2 separate regions of the Mus musculus genome follow, and region 2 is linked to region 1. A link is a contact called in ENCODE Hi-C or POLR2A ChIA-PET data. All regions are on one chromosome and are shown on one strand. The core of a region is the stretch at or near the end of the contact, and the rest is flanking DNA. Distances in the headings are between cores, read along the strand shown. Region 1 holds the start of Cyp20a1 (cytochrome P450, family 20, subfamily a, polypeptide 1). Region 2 has its middle 62 kb from the start of Gm38388.

The links. Hi-C counts contacts between places; a loop is a spot of excess contacts on that map. ChIA-PET counts read pairs that join two places held with the same protein, here RNA polymerase II (POLR2A).
Region 2: a loop to region 1 is called in a map of left cerebral cortex, with 2.4 times the contacts of the local background. The contact joins the enhancer-like site here to the promoter of Cyp20a1 in region 1. A Hi-C loop is called at or near these places in 1 of 37 maps with a recorded cell type or tissue (left cerebral cortex). POLR2A ChIA-PET finds 5 or more read pairs at or near these places in 1 of 5 experiments (Patski).

What each region holds. Positions count from the first base shown.
Region 1 is chr1:60,338,927-60,346,736 of GRCm38, reverse strand. It overlaps Cyp20a1 (cytochrome P450, family 20, subfamily a, polypeptide 1), which reads right to left and starts at 3,437. Exons shown (of 13, transcript NM_030013.3): 1 at 3,280-3,437. The coding sequence starts at 3,351.
Region 2 is chr1:60,657,940-60,665,749 of GRCm38, reverse strand. No RefSeq gene overlaps it. Among named protein-coding and RNA genes, the nearest start is that of Gm38388, 62 kb to the right of the region's middle. Within about 2 kb of position 3,237, at least 2 of the 3 ENCODE cell types and tissues checked have a DNase peak (open chromatin) inside an H3K27ac peak, as active enhancers do.

The DNA.
Region 1 (7,810 bases), core at 2,188-4,687:
ATGGGTGGGGGAGACTGCAATAGGAGGATCAAACAGGGAGGGGGAAGAGAAAGGCGCCAAGGGAGGGACTAGGAGGAGAAACAGCTAAAATTAAGGGTCATTTGAGGTGTCATATGGAAACCTAAATCAGTACTAAAAGCATCCTAAAATACATACATATAGGAAAGTAATTTAAAACAAATCTCAAAGTAACAGAGGAGGCAGCATTCTAGCTTGCCATCTCTCGTCACCAAATGAAGCTTCCAGTACCAGAATGGGTTACATCTACTTGACTTGTTGACCAAAAGGGTTCCATGTGAGACCCCAAACAGCCCAGGCTACTGGTTTCTTGACACAACTAATGGTAAAACCTTCTTGCAAAAGACAACACATACATACTCATTGAACACAGAGAAGTCAAGCTGGTGCCCACCTGGAACCTTCACCCCCACCGACCTAGTGTTCAGCGTACTGGAAGGAGCTCTGCCTGCTGCCAAAGAGAAAGATAAACACCAATCCAGCTACAATCCCTTTGATCTACAATGATGACTGGCTTGCAAGATTTGAATTTAAGGCCCATGCCATGAAATGGAACCCATTCCTGACACTGGACAAAAACCTGAGACTAAGCAGGTCTGGGTGCCTGAGAAAGCCAAAAAACTCCTGTTCTGCTCAAGGAACAAAACAATGAAATGAGTAACAACATTCTGTTATACACACTGATCAGTGCCTTGCCCAGCCATCATCAGAGATGCTTTCTCCTGCAGCAGATGGGAACAAATACACAGAGCCACAGCCAGACAATGCAGAGAGTGAGAGATCCTGGAATACTTCATCCTAAACAGGATGTCCCCATCAAATCACTCCCCTCAGGTTCAGTGAACTTTTCAGAAGAGGAAATGGAAAGATTTTAAGTGCCAAAGGGTCTGAAGGAAACCAGAGACACAAGGCTTTCTAAACATAGCAGGGCCAATGCACAAACGACTCACAGAAGGTCGTTTGGCCATGGCCAGCATCAGATGGGTTCCAGTGCTGAGAGAAGTGGACACAAACTCCCTTCCCTAACCCAAACCCTATCTCCAATTGATAAATGAAAACCTAGGTTTTTCATCAGTCGCATTGGGGATACGAACCACTCTAAGGGCTGAATGAATTGTTAGGGAGTAGGGCAAAACTCTACAGAATTCTGCATCCTTAGGACCTTGCGGTACACTCCAGCTCGGCCATCACCTCATCATCCCACTGAGGAGCCGCTCATCTTGGATTATCAATACTCCTGAATTCTCCAGCCTGAGCTTCCTTGGCATATTTTGCCACACTTGACTCAATGGATGACTCTTTGCCTTTGTCGGGTCCGACTGCTCCTCCCCAGGGGTCTTTACGGTCCTCCCCTCCCTTACCCCAACTCCTCTCTTCAGCCTCTATCTAATATGGAGAATTCTGGGCTTAGTCCTTGGACCTCTTCTTTCCTACATCTAAATTTTCTAGGAGACTGGAACAAACTTCCTAGCTTCGATACAATATATACACTGGCAGTTCCCAAACTGTTCCAGTCTGGTTTTTTAACCTTAAACCTCAAGACTTTTGTACTTGATTTTGTCTCACTTGATGTCAAACAGGCATCTTAAACCTGGCTCACGTAACCCCAAACTTCTGATCTCTATGAAACCTCATTAATTTCCCACCAAGATACAAACTAAACAAAATCTTCACATTCCATGGGGAAATCCATTCTTCTATCTGCCAGTCCCCATCTCCACCCCCAGAAGTGTTTTTCTTCCAGCTTCTTTCAGCCTCGAGTTTTATATCCCGTCTCACTGGCTTTATCTTAACAATGTTGTATTTCTCACCATGTGCTATGACACTGGGGTTCAAGCACACACCATCTCTCACCAAAATGACAGCAGTTATCTTTCCGCCTACTCTCTCTAACCCCACCCTTGCCTCAGCCCCATAATTACAGTCCGTTCTTAACACAGTAGCGGGACGACTATCAGAAAACTTTACTAATAATATTAGGATTGTTCTGAAGTGGGGTCTCACAACATTCATTGCCCAAGATGGCTTCAAGCTTACAATCCTCCCACCAGAGCTCCCAGAGTGTCTGGGAATTAGACACGGCCAGCCTGCAAATTAAAGTTCTCCTTTAAAGCTGAAAATCCCTTGATTCCAAGATTTGCATTTTTTAAAAGGAATGAATTGAAGACATTTTTTTGCCACATATATTTTTAATTTTTTTTCTAGTATACAAATTTTAAAATTTAAGACAAGGGCTCATGTGATCCAGACTGGCCTAGAACTCAGGTCCATTTTGGAAGAAACCCTTGAACTCTCCTGCCTCCACCATCCAAGTGCTATGATTACAGGCCCAACACAGCATTCCCAGTTTTCCTTTAAACTAAAATAGCCACTTATCCATTGAAATCCTCCAGTAGAACGCAGACTTAAAAGTCCTTTGAATAGCTTTTCAGCCATTTACACCCATCTGTCTTCCCGGTCTGGTTTTACATTCGCTCCAGTTGGCTAGGACACAGTCCTCTTATTCTTGAAAGGCCTGAGCTCTCAACTTCTTCATATCAGTGTTTTGTTTCTCAGGAGTTCAGGTATGTGGTTTCTATATTAGTCTAATCAACCACTAACTCAGAACAGGACACTTCTAAGGGGCATCTCCATCACCATTCATCTACCCGGGGCTGTTCACTACCTTTCCACTTTTCCATAAATCCACCACACTTTGTACATACATATTCTTTTAAAGACAGGGTTTGATGTAGTCCAGGGTGAGCTTTGAGCTCCCACCCCATCCTCCTCACCCCGGGCTGGGATTACAGATGTATGCAACGCCCAGCTTTATACAATACACTTTAAGGAAGTTCCTTAACAGTAACTCCGGAGTTTTGAGAGGTTCCCCTCTGAAAAGGACAGGTGGACAAAGTTTGGGTTGGGGAGCTCAGCTCGCCCATTCCAACAACGGTGCCGGGGCATATGCAGGGGGATGCTAGGAAAAGATGGAAGGAGTTTCTCCCCTGATGTAGAAGCAAATGGGATTGGGGCTCGAAGAAGTCAATGTCTCCAAAGTCACCCAAGGTAATGAATTGATCGCCACCTCCCAAAACCCGTCCGGGACAGGGAGAATGAGGGACCCGCCCAGGACCACAGCTCAGCGACCACAGCACTCATGCGCACGGGGAACGCACGCCGGGGCGGAGCCACGTGGCTCTTCCGCAAGCGCTCCCGGCCGACCGCCCGCCCAGGTCCTCGCGGCGCAGGCGCACCCCCGAAACCCGAGTTGGGAGTTACCGGGTAGAGGTACAGCACCGCTCCCACCAGCGCCAGCAGGAACGTCACGGCGAAGATGGCGAAGTCCAGCATGCTTCCTCTCGCCCGCCCGCGCGGTCCTCGGCCGTGAGCTCCGTGGTGGCGCCCGCAGCTGGGGAGGGAGGTGGCCTCAGGCGGTCGGCGAATAGGAGCCGCGGTCGCCCCGCCACGCCCGTGCTGGGCGTCACCCTTGGTCTGCTGGCGACTCACAGGCCACAAGGAAACCTCCAGGCCCGGGTCCCACCCTGGCCTGGCTAGAATCAAGCTGCGTGCGACACCAGTCCGCTTGCACAAAGTAGACTTAAGTACATTTAAGTAGGACTCACAACCGAAGCCAGTCTCACCTGGACACCTGCATGCATGGCTGAAGAGCTAGGCACCGTTAGATGCTCCTTATTGCTCAAAAGCGCTCCAGTGAACGTGGCTGGTTTCTGTGTTTTGACAGGATCTGACTATGTATCCCTGTCTAGATTGGAACTATGTAGACCAGGCTGGCCTCTGACTAATAGATGCCTTCCTGGTGCTGGAATTAAAGGCGTTAGCCACGGTAGCAGACATTGGGTAGGATTTCTGGCCACGGTGGCAGACAGTGGGTAGGATTTCTGTTACTGATAATTTGCAATAAATTCCTTGAATTTAGCAAGCTCCATTTTCTTCTATGGAAAACTGAAAACCAGAGGCTGGGGAGGTAGATTGCTTTTCTAGTACAAAGTTCTGGCTTCAGTCCCCAGCACCACATAAACCTGGCTGGTTGGCACACATTTGTAATCCCAGCGTCAGAAGGTGGAGGCAAGAAAATCAAGTGTTTAGTCATTTCCAACTACATAACCAATTCCTAGGTTACCTGAGCTCCTGCCTCATTAAATCAAAATCAATTCATTCAAAATAATACCATATAGAGTAGCCAGTGGAGGGTACTATTGGGCGTTCTAGGAAGCACTGAGCACTGGCAAAGCAATGTTGTGTGCTTATGTTTTTCAAACATTGCTTGGTCAGAGCATTACTGTAATTTGAGATCCTTCTGTTCTATCCAACTCAGAAATTTTAACATGGGTTAGTATAAGGTAAAGCCTGATACTTATTGGCACTACATTTAGTGAAAGCATCCTAAAACAATTTATAGATTTTATAGCTTGAATATCAAATTTTCTTGATACCGTTTGGCATGTCATTTGGAATTGCAGTTAGAGCTCCTGTAATGACTACTGCTTAAGAAGGAATCATACCTCACTGAAAACATGCCATATCTTTTTGAAGCTGTAACAATACTTCCACTCAAGATTTCGTCGATTGGAAATCACATTTTTTCCTGTCTTGGGACAAAGCTGTCTACATTGCTCAAGTTGGCCTCAAACGTTTGATTTTGTCTTAGTTTACAAGTCGCTAAAATTTTAGGCATGGGCCACCTCACACAGCAAGAGCTGTGCTTTTAACTCTGAATGTATTTCAAACTGCCCTGAGTGTTTCAAGGGTTTGTTTTTTAAATCGGTTTTAAAGACATTTCTCATCAAAATGATGGCCCACATCAACAGCAGATAAAAATTTGAAATATACAGTGTAGCTACATAACATTAATGATTTACTTATTCTATGTATATGAGTGCTTTATTTGCATGTACACCTGCATGTCAGAAGAAGCCGTCAGATTTCATTACAGATGGTTGTGAGCCACCATGTGGTTGCTGGGAATTGAACTCTGGACTGCAGGAAGAGCAGCTAGTTTAGTGCTCTTAACCACTGAGCCATCTCTCCAGCACCATAGCTATATAACTTTAGGTACCACTTTCTCAAGGTATCTGGTCCTCAACCTTCCCAGTCCCAAATCAAAATCATGCCTGGTACCTGCCTGGTACTGCTCCAGCACTGAGTCCCCCCCCCCACCCCCACCCCCCAACCTGGGTTTTTTAGTCCTAAGTTAGCTCTCAGCCTGGCACCCTCTGGACTTTTCAGTACCCACAGAGGCAGGCCCCAGTGTTTCAGAAATGGAGTCTAAAACTAGACATGAGGATAAGTGTAGATCAGCAGCGGAGCCTTGCTTAGCCTTGGTTCTGGGACTTCTTCTTTCCTAGCTCCACAGAACACCAGAGACAAATAGACAGCAACCAATCTACCTCTTCTTTCTTTAAACTTTAAAAGTAATTTAATAACTATATATAGTGTACATTCACATGTTTTTATATTTAATACCCAAAATTTTTGTCTTGACTTCAACAGGTTAAACTTTTGACACTGTAAATATTCACATATTACAAAGTGTTGCTTCGGGGCTGGTGAGATGGCTCAGAGGTTAAGAGCACAGACTGCTCTTCTTAGGTCTTGAGCTCAAATCCCAGCAACCACATGGTGGCTCACAACCATCCCTAACAAGATCTGACGCCCTCTTCTGGAGTGACTTAAGACAGCTACAACGTACTCACATATAATAAAATAAAATAAATCTTTAAAAAAAAAAAAGGAAAAGAAAGTGTTGCTTCTTTTACAAAAATATAATTTAAATGTAATTCATATTGTAAGCATGTCAGAATCAGAAACACATATGGACAAGTCTATATCTTTATTTACACAGTGCCAGAATTTGTTGAATAACAATAAACTCACAAGCTTTGTTGGATTCCTTGGTTACAATTTACCAACTAGGACTTCTCTTGATAGCTGGCCATTGGCAATCATAGGTCCTTTTACTCCAGTTGTGTGTGTCTGTGTGTGTTTGTGTGTGATGTGTGAGAGTGTACATGTGCACACAAGAATGGTGAACATGCAGAGATCAAAGGACGGTTTTTAAGAATCAGTTCTCTCCTTCCACCATGAGTTCTGGGGGCTGAACTCAAGACATCAGACTTGTATCACAAGTACTCTTACCCTGCTAAGCTCTCTCTCCGGCACCCCAACAACCGTTTTTTGAAAACCGGGTTTCACTTTGGCATCCTGGCTGACCTAGAACTCTCAGAGATCCACCTGCCTGTCTCTGCATTCCAAGAGGATAGTTTAAAGGTGTGTGCCATTGAGATTGATTTTAATGGCCCTTTTATTCCAATCTTTGTTGCTACTATTAAGTCATCCATTATTTCATACAATAAATGTGTATGTATAGGTTACAGAATGACTACAAAGAAAACAAAAGTCTTTCTGGAAGCAGCAGCAGAGAGAACTGATATAGATGTGAAGACAGGGATTCAATGAGATATTAGCACATCCAGTTGGGGCTGATGGAGGCTCAGAGCCAAGAAATAGGTTTGATGAGCTGTACGGGGGCAGTATGTTTGAGACAAGGCACCAGAGCAGCTCAGATGGAGGGATGGCAGTTTGACTGGGCTCAGCAAGCAGTGGGGACAGTCAGGAGTTCCTTGCCTTTTGGTCCTTTGATACAAGCATCTAATATGGTTGGATAATAAGTAAGAGGGGCTGTCCTGACCGTACTGGCTTTTGCCTTTTTGAGACAGGTCTCATATCCCAGGCTGGCCTGGAATTCACTTTGTAGACAAGGCTGACCTCAAACTCAGGAGGATCCTCTACCTCCCAAGTATTGGGATTAAAGGCCTGCACCACCACGTCCACTGTCGATGTCCTTTTTATGGAGCCCAGATAGACTGTTGTGCTCCCTGTTGAGAAGCTATAAGGCCTAGTTTTCTGATGTGGCTTTAATACACACAAGTACCTTAGGAACCTTACCTACTTGGGTAAGTTTATATGTGGGAACTTATTACTTGTAGGAATAGAATTTATCAAGTTATTTCTCAAAAGGCTGGTGCTGGACAGGTGACAGTGTCTACATGCACAAATTAGATAGTCAATTTTGCTACTAATTTTATGGGAATTTGTCTGAATGAAAGTTTTTTGTTCTTGAAAAACAGTTCTCTTACCATTGGTCAACTGTCAATGCAAAACATAGCTCTTAACTTCAAAGAGAATAAGAGATACTTTATTTGAGCCAAATATAGGTGAACATGGTCCAGGAATAGAGTTGGGTTGCCCCAAATAACATGAATCTTTTCTATAGACTTTTATAGTCACAGAAGAAAAGAAAGTGATGTCAGGGCATTCACCAACATACACGAGTACATCAAGTAGGCAAGTGTGGTGGTTTGAATGAGAATGGTTCCCTATAGGCCACTGTTTGAACGTTGTCCACCAGTTGGTGGAATTGTTTGTAAAGGATTAGGAGGTGTGGCCTTGTTGAAGGACGTGTGTTTCTTGGGGTGAGTCTTGAGGTTTCAAAGGCAGCCAGGCCTCCCATTTCTGAGACATGGTATTATTAAATTGTCTGAGTTTGCCTTGAACTAACTCTGTAGTCCACATAAGCCTTGAACTTCTGATCCTCCTGCCTTAGACTCTCAAGTAGTAAGGCTTATAGTTCTGTATCATTAGGCCAAACTCCAAAGGTTTAAAAAAAATTCTCATCAGTTGATTGATGTGATATGAAATGACAATAAAACATAAGCTTTATCATCATTTGAAAACACTTATCTGATGTCTGATATGGTTTTAACTGACCCTGTGACTGACCTGGCTTTGA
Region 2 (7,810 bases), core at 1,988-4,487, 320 kb before region 1:
GATGACCAGAGCGTCCTGAGTGCCTTCCCATTGCGCATGAATTATAATCAGACCTCCAACACTCCTTCAACTACAGGAATAGGTCGTACAGACTTAATAACATACAGAAATAAAGTGCCCTGGCATTCTGTTTCCTGGTGTAAAAGCTCTGTCTCTTCCGTGGCTGACATTCTAAGCCTACTGGCATTTCGAGGGAGGACACACATGTGCTCTTGAAGGTTTAAAGGCTATGTGGTTCTGAACAGATCACATTTCAGAGTAGAATTACTCCACTCTGGTAGTCAACTGACTATGTTGGGAGCATGTGTTCTTGCTACATTCCTGCCATTACTAAACATTTATCAGTGTCTAAAACGTGAGTAAGCAAATCTAATCTAACATATATCCTATACCAAGTGCACAGTTCTGATGAAAACATACATGACTCAGTAATAAGAGGTAGGAAAACTATCAATAGCAGGAGGATGAAAGAGAAGACTGGCTCTGCAGTTACTGCTGCTGTTTTAATTTAAAGTGTTGCTAGAGAGATGGCTCAGCAGTTAACAGTACTTACTTGTGTTATTGAGGACCTGAGTTTAGTATCAGTACCTACGCTGGCCATAACTCCAGGTTGGGGCTCTGACTTCTTCAGACACACGCACACACATAGCATATGTTCAAACTGATAAACACATACACATAGATCACAATAAAAATAAATCTTAAGAAAAAACAAAAACAAACAAACAAAAAAAAAAAAAAAACAAAGCCAGGCATGGTAGCACATGCCTTTAATCCCAGCACTTGGAAGGCAGAGGCAGGCAAATTTCTGAGTTGAAGGCCAGCCTGGTCCACAGAGTGAGTTCCAGGACAGCCAGGGCTACACAGAGAAACCCTGTCTCGAAAAAGCAACAACAACAACAACAAACCAGAAAGTATAGAAAAGAAAACTTAATTTTTTTAATGAATTGAGGGGAAATATCAAAAAGAAGGAAAAAAAAGAAAGAAAAAAAGAGAAAGGCCTGTCTCTTTAACCAAAATGAATATGTATAGATATGTATAATTCCTAAATTGTCCCAGAACCTCCTCTGTGCCAATTTGAGTTGCAAAACAAGGATAGTCATAGTTCTCATACATACTTCTAACATTAAAAACCTCATCATTTTCTACAAAGCCATAGAATTTTCTAGTTGTTCTGAGGCCAATTTTAAAAAGGTCTCAGACTCTTTAGTTTAGTTCAGCTTTTTGTGTATGTTAAATGTTTGAAAATTCTAGAAGTTTCTCCGGTAGAATCTCACTTTTAGTGCATATTTTTAAACCTTATTAAACACTTAGATAATCAAGTGGAAAGCAAGTAGATTGTTGTCTATTGAGGAGATCTGTGGCCTTAGAGAATGTGAGCGTAGGCATCCACGCAGACTCTGAGCTTTACTCCTGCTTGAACTGGCCTCTTTTCTACTTGAACTGAGCACTACAGAATAGGGGTGTGTATGTGTGTGTGTGTGTGTGTGTGTGTGTGTGTGTTGTTGTTGTTGTTGTTGTTGTTGTTGTTGTTGTTGTTAACAAAATCTCAATCGTTCAATTTTACTAATGAAGACTTGGGAGCTAGATGCTGGGGTGAGAGCCTGCTAGCTCAGAGAGGCAGAGAAAGCACCCAGCTGACCTTCCTCTTCAGCTGATGTCCCAAAAGGAAGCTCTCCTTCTCCAGCCATCCCCAAAACCCTCAGACTGAGTGTCCCTCCTCCTTTCTTCCTGTGCATCTCTCTATCTGTCTTAATCTCTGACTTAATCTCTGTTTTTCTCCTATGTTCACTCCCTGTCAACTGGTTGCTTGCTCTGCCTCTTGACTTATGGTTGATTTTATTTAATACTTTTTACAATAAATTGAAAGCTCTTGAATTAAAGGTGCGTGCTGAGCCACACCACAACCAGAAACATGTTTCCCAGTAAATAACACAATCTCAGGGTTCACAGTATGGTCGAATATTGGGCAACAAATGGGTGAGTGTGTGTATGTGTGTGAATGTGTATGTAGGTACGAGTGTATATGTGTAAGTGTGTATGCACGTGAGTCTATGAGTATGTGTGAGTATATGTGTGCATACACGTGTGTGCACATGCATTTATGCACTCATAAGCAAGGAATTTACTTATCCTGTGGTGTCTGTCTCCTCACAAACAAAAATGAAGTAAGCATATCCACTTTATGAAGAAATTATATCATATGCTTATCAAATAAGAGGTGCTTAAAATTAATGTTACCTACTTTCTTCCCTTAGTCTTTTTGCTGTATTTCTTGCCCTATTTCTTGGAAATATAATTAAATATACTACATTAAACTTAAAAAGATTTTAACATTTTTCTTAAAGTTTTACATTAAGGTATAATTTACATCTAATAAAGTATGTAGAATACACAAGAGTTTTTAATTATATTTTATTAAATATTGTGATGTGTGTATGTGCATGCACACACATATAAGCGTATGCCACCACATATGTATGGAGGTCAGAGGACAACTTGTAGGAGTCCGTTCTCTCCTCCTATCATGTGGGTCCTAGGTCCAGGTCACTGAGCGGGCAACAAGCATCTTTACTTACTGAGCCATCTTTCCAGCCCACAAACAAGACTTAAATATGTGCATACTACCAGAAAATCACTTCTCAGAGTTTAAGATAAACTATTTCTTAGAGCATGATATAGATTAGTATCTCAGCATCCCAGAAGATTCCATGTTGCCCCTTTAGGGCTAACTATTCTTCTGAATTCTGCTATCATCAGCAATCTTAAATATTGATAAATTCTACAAAACAACAATATATATGTACCAAGGAATTTAAAAAGCAATAACGTTGTAGTTGTGGTGGTGGTGGTGGTTGTGGTTGTGGTTGTGGTTGTTGTTGTTTTAAGGAAGTGAGCTAGCTGCATATGCCAACGTGGAAAAATCCCAAGACACTTCCGTATTCCTAATGTAGTTGAAAATTAACAGAGAGGTAATGATAACAGAGAGGATAAGAGAAAGGAAAGAGGAATGTGACAGATGAAGTCCTTTGAGTCTGGTTTAACTCCTTGCACAGAGTGTGCCTTCACTTAACAACAGAGGAAGCACCCCAACTACAGTCAGCCACCAGCACACCCTCGGGAGAATGTAAAATGTCAGTAAGCATTGACATTGACAGAGCACACTATTTACAGAAGCAGATGTCCCTCTCTCCCTAGGCGTGGACACCGCCCATCCTGGCTAGGGTTCCTCATGATCTCTGTGTGGCCCCACCTTCTTTTCCCATAGCCAAAGAGTCAAACCAAAAGACTAGGAGCCCTGAGGGCTCAGATCCCCACAGCCTCACTGTGCAATCTCACAGAGCTGTCGTTCATCAGCCTTCTCCTGGAAGTCACAACCGAGTGTAGCTGCTGTCCGAGAGAGTGCTGTCCAACAGATTAGCCAAAACCCAACTAACTTAAGCCTCATCTCCGGGAGTTCTGAAAGATCCTAATTTGCACTTACACATTCTAACTAACTTATTTGTTAATTTTTACTCTTAACTAGTAAACAACTAAATAAACAGTAAGAAGATAACTACTTCCGCTCACTCCTGGCAGGTAAATGTGAACAAGCAGCTGCACATTAATTAATTAGCAGCCTTACATTAGTGCTTTCTCTCTTTTGGTTATCAGTGTGAGCCTTGAGAACGACCTTCTGAACAATTCTCACAGCCAAAACATCCTCACAGCACTGGGAGCTTCTTGTCACTGGTATTTGTGGAGACAGGAAAGAACTAATGTCTGTCTTAAAGAAACCCTCCAAATCAGTTGGACCTTTTTTCTCTAAATAAATAGCCTTACTGCTCTTTGACCTTTCCTCATAACCCTTCTTTTCTATGCTTTAATTATATTTTTTTTCTCTTTTTCTGGAGCTCTGCCATTTCTCCGCATCCTCCTTTAAAGGAGAGACACAAAGTGTCCACAGATGAGGTCGGCTCAGCACTGTGAAGCTGACCGGCTACTTTCTGCCTTTTGCTCTTCATATATTCACTATCTCACTGGTTTTTAAATAAATAAATAAATAATACTTGTTTAGCTAATTCTAGAAAAATGTCACATTGGATTAAATGTCCATCTTTCTCCATTTTACATCTCAACTATTTGATTTTGTCGTGTGTGTGTGTGTGTGTGTGTGTGTGTGTGTGTGTGCGCGCGCATGTTGTCTTTGTATTAGCTTTTGAGTCAGGGTTACACTAAGTATCCCAACTCATGATGTCACAGCCTCATTGTCCTTTTGATAATATTAGTTGTGGGCATCTGAAGACTTAGGAGGGAGGGAGAGAGAGACAGACAGAGAGAGAGAGAGAGAGAGGGAGGGAGAGAGAGAGGAAGAGAGAGAGGGAGAGAGAGAATAGGAAAGGCTGGGCTGGGGATGTAGCATCTTGATAATGTTTTCCTGGTGCATACAAGGCCTGCCTCTGATCAGCAAGGGTGACACCTGGGCAGGCATGGGAACAGATGGCACAGGCTCCAAATGGAGTTTGTCTACCTAAACTTTCAGGCAACCTCTGCTTTACAAGGCTTTACCATCTCCTTTACAGTTACATAGGGAATAATGTGGTAGAGCAACAAATTGTCTCGTGGTTTGGAAAGAATGAAACACAAGTCTGCCCTTAAATACAGACAATGTGGACAGGAATCCTATGGTCAGAGAAAAGATTCTGTGCTGAAGGGTCTTTGATCATTTGCCTCCACTGTTAATTTACTGCCAAGTAGTGAATAGGAGATGATCGTTACGGACCTCACAAAACTAGCACTACATTATCATTATCATGAAAACAGAGTAGACATGATCAAGATTGAAAGCCAGCTGTGTATAGTGCCGTAGAACAAGAACTCACAGTAAGGACCTGCTAGAGGAGGTGTGGCAGGACCAAGGCGCCTTTCCCACGGTCCCAGCTAAATCTTTACTAGAGGACGTCTGAATACTGCATGAGAAATCAATTACTTAAACAACTGTCTTTATTACTTCATCTGCCCCAAACCACTTATAGTAATTTTATTGTTTAAATAAGAAAGATTTTCAAGTATATGAGTAAAACATTAATATGTATAGCAAAAATACTGTAATGTGCCTGGTGTGGTGGCACAGGCCTTTAATCCCAGGACTCAGGAGGCAGAGGCAAGCAGATCTCTGAGTTTGAGGCCAGCCTGGTCTACAAAGTGAGTTCCAGGACAGCCAGGGCTACACAGAGAAACCATGTCTCAAAAAACTAAGCAAAACAAAATAAAAATACCGTAATGTAAAATTCAATAAATATTGATTTGAGGAAGGTTAGTTTTGAAAATTAAAAACTGACTCTCTGAAGTTAATTTTTAAAGCCCCTAAGCAGAAATGGAATTGTTATGTTCCTGATCAGTATCAGATCTATAAACCCACTATTACTAGGACAGGTGACCCAGATGTTATACTTTTCCTCAGGGATTTGATGAGCTTTCTCTCCTGTTAAAATAAAAACGTCCTACTTTCTAATAGCAACTCTGATTAAAGCTGGACTCCCACTAAGTCAGATAAAGATGGCTTCATTGTAAAGCTAGCTTCCTGAGCTTTATAACTTGAACCTTGTGTATCTTTGTAATATTTTTAGAAAACTGACATTTACCAATGTATATTTAAATGTCAACAGCTGGAGAATTTTATTGTGCAACTACTCAGATACCACTGTTTATATGAAAAATGGCATTTACTTAATTTTCTGAATTTAAAAAAAATGGTTTTGAGATTTCCTGACAGTTCCTCTAAGATTATGTGCCTCTATAATCTGTTTGCTTGCTTGCTTGCTTGCTTGCTTGAAAAATAAATCCATTTCAATCACTGCCTGGCCAAAGTTTAAACTTAAAATAGACTCAACAGTTAATCAATAGGTTGATCTGCTGATGCAGAGGGTAGCTAGGCACAGCCAGAGGTCAGTGTACTGAGGCAGTCAACAACTTATTCCATAGAACTCAGCACAGAGAACATACCTAAGCAGTCAGACCTTATCACATGGATCTAGTGACATGGACCTAGGGAGGGCCTGCATAAATGTCAGTCTCAAGTACGTATGTTAACTGCTGCATTGTATGGCACAATAGCCTGTAGACAGCTCATGTCCATATTAGGGTAGCTCTAACTGTAGACAACAAGATTTTCTACAACAGGATTCCTTGAGCACTACAGTATTTGTATATTAGACACTTTGAAAAGCAAACATGTAACTCTATAGTCCTAACCAAAATGAATCTTCTCTGAATTGCTATACAAGAAAGTTTTGTAATGAGGGAAAAAATATGAATTGTTCATGCAACCTATATGAAATTGCATTAAATTAAGCATGATTTAACTAGGCCAGTTTCTGTGTGATACTGTATCATATCAATGATATGATACAGGCTTTCAATTTACAAGAACAAGTGTTACAAAAAAAGAAACTCAAGAGAAAACATGTCAGTTTTCTTCTTACACAGTTGTATTGGCCTAAAATCACCTACAGAATCCAAAGGTTAGCTAGTCTTTCATAACAGCTTTGGAAAAATAAATAAGTAAAACATGCAGCCAGCTTGAGTCTACAGTAAGTTCTCTTCATCTAATCATGACTCTGATATACCAATAAAATACAGAGCAATTTGACATCAAATGAGATCCGGCTCTCCCATTTTGTAAGTAAATGCCTCTGAAAATCGCTGAACCAAGGCAGAGAAAGCCAGGTGAGAAACATCATTAGTGTCTAATGGAAAGCTGCGGGGTGGAAAGACCTGGCTCCTTTCCTTGCTCTGCTGGAATGCAGTCAGCAGTCCTGGGGATAGTTCTACGGCGTGTCTGTCTGCCTTCCTTTGTTCACAAGACTCCTTTGGAATAGATGCAGGAACTGACAAGCATTCAAGATTATGAAGACAACACCTGGCAAGGATGCCTTGTGGACAAGGAGTCTTCGTACAGATAAAGTGGACAGTGAGGTCAGGTGGTAGCAACAGTTGCAGGCCTGGTCTTAGAATCACCACCATGGCAGTTCTAAAGTCAGTGCTCTGAGCCAGACTTCCTACGTGTTATAGTCTGACTGTACTTCCTTCCTTCCTGTGTTATAGTCTGACTGTTTCAACAGTTGAGTGGCACTGCCTAGGGAGATTGTAGAACCTTTTGGACATGGGGCCCAGCTGGCAAATGTAGCGTCTAGCTATAGGGGTGGGGCTAATAAGTTATGACTCAGCCACAGTTATGACCAAAGTTTTCTCTGTTCCCAGACTGCCGAGACAGTGTAGTCACCACCATGCAGCCCTGCTCCCAGATTTTCTCCGCCATATGAACTGTCTCCCTATGACCCTGAATAAATCCTTTCTGTCTTCAGCTGTTTCTGTCAGAAATTCTGTCAGAGCAATGAGGAAAGGAACTAGTCCCCATCCTGTTTCTAGGTCTCCTGGTGCAACATCCTAACCTGGGATAACTGAGCAGTTTCTTTACCGCCTTGTGCCTTAATCTCCTTGTCTGAAAGAAGTTGGTATTTAATAACACCCACCTTGATGTGTTATTGCAAATATTGATTGATATAAAGCACTGACACTGGGCCTGGCACCTAGAGAACACATGGTTAATGTTGGCCATTCCTCATCAGAACTCCCCATCCCAAATCTCTATGGACAGTTTAATTCTGGGTTTCTTTATCAATGTGTAACTGAAAACCCTTCCAATTAAGAGCTACCTTACAGTCAATCTCTCTAAAAAGATCTTCCTACACATTCAACTCCTTGCTCAAAAGCTTCGATGGCTCCATATCTCCAAAAAGATTCGCAAGTCCCATCCTTGAATTTAGCT